Regions from separate parts of the Homo sapiens genome. Here region 1 is linked to region 2. Evidence: read pairs that join two places in POLR2A ChIA-PET (ENCODE). Cell type or tissue: IMR-90. All regions are shown on one strand.

The links. Peaks named below come from ENCODE experiments on the same cell type or tissue, not always from the same donor. Only the 100,000 strongest peaks of a DNase experiment are listed, where the experiment ranks them.
Region 1: POLR2A ChIA-PET joins it to region 2 with 5 read pairs; 2 of 35 experiments call an interaction of 5 or more read pairs at or near these places.

Annotation. Positions count from the first base shown.
Region 1 is chr10:62,064,921-62,068,920 of GRCh38, reverse strand. The region is part of intron 7 of ARID5B (AT-rich interaction domain 5B); the gene reads right to left. Among named protein-coding and RNA genes, the nearest start is that of ARID5B, 170 kb to the right of the region's middle. In IMR-90, no CTCF peak of the experiment used is centred here; no DNase peak of the experiment used is centred here; H3K27ac peaks cover 735 bases.
Region 2 is chr10:61,815,147-61,819,146 of GRCh38, reverse strand. All of the region lies in intron 2 of LINC02625 (long intergenic non-protein coding RNA 2625), which reads left to right. Among named protein-coding and RNA genes, the nearest start is that of LINC02625, 51 kb to the left of the region's middle. In IMR-90, no CTCF peak of the experiment used is centred here; no DNase peak of the experiment used is centred here.

The DNA of each region.
Region 1 (4,000 bases), 250 kb before region 2:
TGTAATATACTGAGCTGCACACTATGGTCTTGTTTAATTTTTTCCTTTAATTTTATTTTTGTACAAAAATTAAGATTTTACAAAATAACAGATGCAAGATCTGGCAAATGATTAATTTGGGGAAACCATGTCATTTACTACATCCAAGTAAGTCTAGTATTTCCTTGAAATTTGGAAGACAGAACAAGTTCTGCGGCCCTCGTGAACATTTCTCAACAGGGTTACGGGAAAACTCTGTTATTTGAATGTGTAGGGGACAGGGCGTGGCAAAGGTGCCAGTGGAATTTAATACAGTCAAGCAGGAGGCTTCTTTTGAAAAATACCCACGAGGCTGCCAGCGGAGTTCACCAAGGGGCTAAAGGCAGCAATCAAATGAAAAAAAAAAAAATTAAAAAACCTCAACTTGCAACCGGGGCTCTGTAATTGTAAATCTGAGGAGGAGGAGGTGGCTGGTTAAATATTATGGGGTAAATGGTACCTTTTCTATTTCAAATAGAAAGAACCCCTTCATTTTCATAAACCCTTCTCAACAGGCCCAAATAGGACCTCGAGACAATGTTAGCTGTGCATCATTCAATTTCCCATGAAGCATTCTTGCACCAATCGGTTTCAATAGTTCTCACTAGACAGAACCACCTCTTACATCTACTAGCAGGTGTAACTGAAAATAAAATCCTCCTTATTTACAGTTTGTTTTAGATTACAAGAAATGGTTTCAACGCCCTTTCAAAACACTCAAAATATGTATTTTGATAATTATTTTATATTTAGTTACAATCTGCCTCCAACCTTTAAATGATATAATCTTGGGCTAATCTGAGGCCCACATATCAAGGGAGAAGAAACAGGATACCTCCAAGTGCCTACACGATTCCTCAAAGACCCTAGAATACCCCTTGAAACACACCTCCAGATTCCCCTCACTCAGATGAGACCTGTGGGCCCTGGGGGTGACAACAGGGTTAGAAAACAGCCTGTGTGTGGCCCTGTAATCACTTAAGAAACCATCACTCTGATCATCCTTGTGTCTCCTGTGTACACTGTCTATTTTATAAAGGATTTTCGCATCCATGACATCATATAATCCTCCCATAGCCTGTGAGGCAGGTTATAGGAAATCTCATTCACAGAAGAAGGGAGATTCAGAGAGGCTGCACACTTGCCCAATGACACACAGCAGCAGAGTACCAAAACTAGGATCCATATGGTTGTCTTCTGGTCTCAAGAGTGGACTTCTTTTCACTGCATAAAGCAGCTTCCACATCAGAATGACCTGAGAATAGCCCATGCTTGTAACAAGTTGGTAACACAGAACTCTGGGAGCCTTTTCCTTCAAATGAGGCAGGTAACTGTGGGAATCACTGTTTCTGCTGTGAGTTCTCAACCTTTAGCTTTGAGTCTTTCCCAATGGGGAAATCTAGCTAAGAGGACAGCATCAATTTAAGGTAGTGGGTTGAATTAACAGTGCTCTGAGGTTTTACTCTCAAAGCATAAAGTCCACCCTAACCACTTGTATCTCTAGTTAGAACAGAAGTTCTGGCCGGGCATGGTGGCTCACGCCTATAACCCCAGCACTTTGGGAGGCCGAGGCGGGCGGATCACCTGAGGTTGGGAGTTCAAGACCAGCCTGACCAACATGGAGAAACCCCGTCTCTACTAAAAATACAAAATCAGCCGGGGTGGTGGCGCATGCCTGTAATCCCAGCTACTCGGGATGCTGAGGCAGGAGAATTGCTTGAACCGGGAGGCAGAGGTTGCGGTGAGCTGAGATCGCGCCATTGCACTCCAGCCTGGGCAACAAGAGCAAAACTCCGTCTCAAAAAAAAAAAAGAAGTTCTATATTAAGTTCACCACCGAGTCACAAATAAGTCTCAATTATATCAGAATCCATCCAGTCACTCATCCGTTAATTCACCAAAAATTTATTGGACATCGCCCATTTATTAGGCACTGTGCTAACAAATGTTACAGCTGGGATGCAACAATGAAAAGCAGACCAGCATGCAAGACCACTGTATTCTAGTAGGGGATACCCACAATCAACGAGTGAACACATATATCAATAAAATAATATAAATTGTGAAAACTGATGAGCAAGAAAGCCGGGGATATTTAGGGTGTGAAACTGACCACGCCTCCCTCCCCATCCTACCATCTAAACGAGGGAATGCCCTATGATACACTTGTCTATCAGAGAAAAGAAAAGACCCTTTAGGAATAAATAATGCATTATCACAGGAGGGAAAAATAATCTATCTCATACTAGGTTTGAAACGGTAGCCACAGGAAGCCAACATCAAGCACCGCTGGGCATTAATAAGCTGTGTGCAGTAGGCCAGGGGTCTGTGTCAGCCCCCTAGCACTTAGTAAGTTCTGGTGTTTAAATACAGTTTTTACCAGTGAGGATCATCTGGAGTGAAGACAGGTCTGGCCCTTCGAGGAAGTGGTTCCTCTATTTACTGAGCTTCCACTGAATGGCCTGGATGAATTGGGCCATTTTGAGATATTTTCTTTCCATGGGAAAGTCATAAAATGTGCCCTTCACAACTGTTAAATGCTGTTAAGTACACAGGTCTCCTAGGCACACATCTCTGTTTTTTTGGTCTCTAGATGTAATTCAAACACTAGCCATGGACTCTAGAGGAAGAAATGTCTAAATTCTCCCATTGTCCAAACACATGATGGGTCTCAGAGCCCAATAAGGAGAGAGAACAGGGCAGGGAAACATCTCCCGGCTTCATGTAAATCCGCCTTCTGTATTAACATGCTTTAATTGTGCCTAATTATGTACTTGCTTATAGTTTTTATTCTGTTGTCCAATGTCCTCTCTCGATGTGGGTAAGCTTTAAAATTCCATCTGGAATAAAACCAACGTCTGCCTCCTAGTGTCTAGTACCCAGCCTCAATCAGCTGGAAAATTTGATCTAATCAAGGGGCTAGTTTGATCAACTCTCTCACTAAGCCTCAGGCCTCCTGGTTATAATTTGTGTTTCAACCTGACCTTCTATTATATTAGCTTTTTAGGGGAACAGAGAACTTCTGGCTCTTTGTTTCCTTTTTTTTTTTTTTTTTTTTGAGACAGAGTCTCACTCTGTCGCCCAGGCTGGAGTGCAGTGGCGCGATCTCGGCTCACTACAAGCTCCGCCTTCCAGGTTCACGCTATCCTCCTGCCTCAGCCTCCTGAGTAGCTGGGACCACAGGTGACTGCCACCATGCCTGGCTAATTTTTTTGTATTTTTAGTAGAGACGGGATTTCACCGTGTTAGCCAGGATGGTCTCGATCTCCTGACCTCGTGATCCGCCCATCTTGGCCTCCCAAAGTGCTGGGATTACAGGCGTGAGCCACCGTGCCTGGCCTGGCTCTTTGTTTCCTAAAGAAAATAGCCAAATTCATCCACACAGTTATTTCTTTTGAGCTGTGCCTCCTCTTCAAGGTCCGCAATTAGATGACAGATTCACATCACCATCCACCAATGCTTACCATTTTCGGGCACTATGCCTGTGCAGAGATATGGAAGTGAAAGGAAGGAAGGGAGGGAGGGTAGAGTGTGAGATGGTGTCACGAAAAGAAAGAGATGTTACTGCTTTCAAGGTTCATAATTTAGTGGGAAGCATAACTTCACACAATTAACCATAACGCAAGATGAAAAACTGAGCAGACTACACCCAGGTAAAACAAACCAATCTAGGTGCATGTGAGATTTAATCTCACTTTGAAGACATTTGAAAGTTATTTCTCCCTAGTGTAGGTAAGACCCAAGAGACTCTGTGAAAAGCACTCCACACCTACTATGTTCATAAAATTTTCATTGCTTACAAATATAGTGGGTTTCAAACCGTCTTTAGAGGACGGGCATGGTGACTCACGCCTGTAATCCCAGCACTTTGGGAGGCTGAGACGGGTGGATCATCTGAGGTCAGGAGTTCGAGACCAGCCTGGCCAACATGGTGAAACTTTGTCTCTACTAAAAACACAAAAACTAGCCAGGCGTGGCAGTGG
Region 2 (4,000 bases):
GCATGGGAATGGCTGAAGTTTGGGGAAGTTTATACATGGACACAGGAGGCCAGAGCTTCACTCATCACCTATGTGTGTTTTATCTCACTGGGCCTCGTTTTTTTTTGGGTTATCTATCTATCTATATTATTTATTTGTTTATTTATAATTCAACTTTTAAGTTCAGGGGTATATATGCAGGTTTATTATATAGGTAAACTCATGTCACGGGGCTTTGTTGTACAGATTTTTTCGTCTCCCAGGTATTAAGCCTAGTACCCATTCATTTTTTTTCCTGATCCTCTCCCTCCTCCCACCCTTCACCCTCTGTTAGGCCTCTGTGTGTGTTGTTCCCCTCTGTGTCCATGTGTTCTCACCATTTAGCTCCCACTTATAAGTGAGAACAGGTGGTATTTGGTTTTTCAGTTCCTGCATTAGTTTACTAAAGATAATGGCTTCCAGCTCCATTTGTTTTCCTGCAAATGACATGATCTTGTTCCTTCTTATGTCTGCATAGTATTCTATGGTGTATATGTACCAGATTTTCTTTATCCAGTCTACCATTGATGGTCATTTAGGTTGATTCCATGTCTTCACTATTATGAGTAGTGCTGCAATGAAAGTATGCCTGCATGTGGCTTTATGATAGAATGATTTATATTCCTTTGGGAATATACCCAGTAATGCGACTGTTAGGTGGAATGGTATTTCTGTGTTTAGGTCTTTGGAGAATTGCCATACTGTCTTCCACAATGGTTGAACTAATTTACACTCCCACCAACAGTATAAAAACGTTCCTTTTCTGTGCAACCTTGCCAGCATCTGTTATTTTTTGACTTTTTAGTGATGGCCACTGTGACTGGTGTGAGATGGTATCTCATTGTGGTTTTGATTTGCATTTCTGTAATGATCAGTGATGTTGAGCTTGTTTTCATATGATTGTTAGCCACATGTATGTCTTCTTTTGAAAAGTGTCTACTCATGTCCTTTGACTGGTTCTCAATTTTATACTTTATGTTTTATAATCTATCTGGGCCTCAATTTTATACTTTATGTTTTATCTCACTCAGCCTCAATTTTATACTTTCAAGGGGGTCAGCACTATCTTGGCTTCCTGAAGGTAGGGTCAAGACTAGACTAGACTTAGAGTGTCCAAGTGACACTTACTTGGTTTGCCAAGACTAGTTGTGAATTCTTAGGAATTTGATCTATTTATTCTCGTTATTCAGCCAAGCCTGCAAAATGTCAGAGCTCTGAGTTATCACTCTTTAAATGCGAGACTTCACCTGAGTGGCCTTTGGGGAAAGTGGGTCATCATGGGTGGGTGTGTTTCTCCATTTGATAAGTGATTTAAGCTCAAATTTTTATTTGCACTAGACATGGGTCCGTTCCCTGGCTCAATGTGGCCTCTTACAGCTTTTCCATTCACACATCCTCCTGCTGGGTTACTGGCCACTGTCTTTCCCACTGTGAATTACTGAAAAGTATGCATTCTCTTCTCAGTGTCTAGCTGCCAGTCTGGTTCACTGTAGGTCCCTGGTGAACGTAAAAATAAAACCCTTGAAAGTGGACATTATTCTATCATGTCAATTTAGCTCTCGGGAAATTGTATGGACTTTAAAAATGTCTCTCCCAAGAATCATTTAGTTACTTATTCCTTAGGAACCACTGTGGTTCAGCAAGACCTGGTGCTTCAGGAAGCAAGGTTAGAAAGAAAGGGGGCTGGGAAGAGCAGCATGGGATGGGTGCTGTGGAGCATGTTGTCATTGTTAAGATGTTGGAGCAGCTTTGGCATGGGGAGAATATGGCTGAAAATGAAGTCGTAGCAATGAGGACAACCTGGACTCACTGCTCTGAGTACTTGTGCAATGGTAGCTGGAGCTGTCTCTTACTGGGATTTGTATATAAGAGAAACATGGATAGTTACCTTGAATGTAGAATCTACTTAGAGATTATTCTTAAATATAGCTTAGATTGCATTGGCAGGGTTTTTTTTTTTTTTTTTTTTTTTTTTTTTTGAGACGGAGTCTCGCTCTGTCGCCCAGGCCGGACTGCGGACTGCAGTGGCGCAATCTCGGCTCACTGCAAGCTCCGCTTCCCGGGTTCACGCCATTCTCCTGCCTCAGCCTCCCGAGTAGCTGGGACTACAGGCGCCCGCCACCGCGCCCGGCTAATTTTTTGTATTTTTAGTAGAGACGGGGTTTCACCTTGTTAGCCAGGATGGTCTCGATCTCCTGACCTCATGATCCACCCGCCTCGGCCTCCCAAAGTGCTGGGATTACAGGCGTGAGCCACCGCGCCCGGCCGGCAGGGGTTTTTTGACTCTACTAGTTAAGCTAGGTCAGCCACTACACTAAATAAAATAAGGCTAAAGATTATACCTTCAGTTAGCGACCTCAAACATAAACCTTTCCATTCATGAATAAACCTAGGATGAACCATTTGGTAGGTTACCTGCCTCATTTTATCTTTGAGTTAGTAACAGCAATGTTGATAGTATTACCGCTCACCAAATATTCCATTTTTCTTATGGTACCTTTTCTGCAGGGCAGTTATACATTTCCACCTTGTTAAACTCACAAGCAGCAATATGATTTGCCTTAGCCATTGAAGAATGGGCCAAAGCAATGTATAACTCCCTGTGCTGAGAATTTTATATGTTCTGTCTCATTTAATATGGTAGCAACCTTGTGAGATAGATACATTTCTTCAATGTCTAGATGAGGATGCTGAAACTCAAAGAAGCTGAAAAGGTTTTGGTAGTCACATCACCTGCACATGTGTTCAGGATTTGACCTGGCCCTTGCTCTTAACTGCTTCACTTTATTGTACATCCCTATCCCAACAACTTTTGTTAAGATGTCATCTAACACAAGTGCCAAAGACTCTGATTCTCAGATCCCTCAGGTACCAATCCTTGCAGGGAACAAACCTAGAAAAGTAAGGTGTAGCCTTTCATAATCTGGGGAACAAAAGAAGAAAATGTAGCTGATCTATTGGTGACAACCTACTATTTATTTTGTAAGAAAAGACTAGAGCCACATACACATAAAACAATGCTCTATACCTGTAAAAATAATCTAGTAATTTTATTACACTAACTTGATGACGTGTTGGAAATTATATAAAGAACACAAATTTATCACCAATAAAATGTCATTGTACAAGCAAACTTGGGGGAATATAAATATATAGCATATATGTTCACACAATAGGTTTATATTATAAATGTATACAAAATTTGCTTTGGAATAATGGTCTGGACGATGCATATTTAAGTATCAATATATACATGTCTTAAAGTTTAGTGAAAAATACTGTTGGTGCCAATATGCACCATTCACACAGCAGGGTTCCCCAAACAATGACAACAAACTAAATTAATAATGTTGTAACTAAACCACAGTAATGTGTAATTGAAAAACAAGGACAGCAGCAATTTAAAAACCACAACCAACCAACCCAAGATAACACTGATAATATGCTGACAACAAAGGATTCATGCTGTGACTTGGAAATTCCAGCTGTTTGTTTGTGAGCTTGTGTTGGAACTGGCAATGTTGCCAAGCATTGTGTAGGAATCAGAATTGTTAGCAGAAGCAATGAATTTGTGTGCTCAATAAACTAGTAATGTGCTAACTTGAATTTATGAAGACTGAAATTTAGTGACCTAATTGCCCACTTACTGCTAGTCCTCATGTCTATGAATTAAAGCAGGATCAGTTTCCATTAGGTCAAATGGCAGCCAATCAACGGTCTCGCTGGTGCAGTTTGATAATCATTCTTCTAGAAGTCAGCTTACCCAGGTTTTCACACTTAGACCCTTATTTTGATAAATCTTCTGGCAAAATGCAAAAAGCTTCCCAACTGAGGCTCCAGGCATGGGGCATCCACTTCCCATACACTTTCAAAAAAGTCATTGAGGATCTATTGCTCACCTTGTAGAATGCACTTGGTTTGCCAGGTGCTTCGGGTCTGAGAGAGAAGTGTCTTGTGTTGAAGGTTTGCACAGTTTGCCATG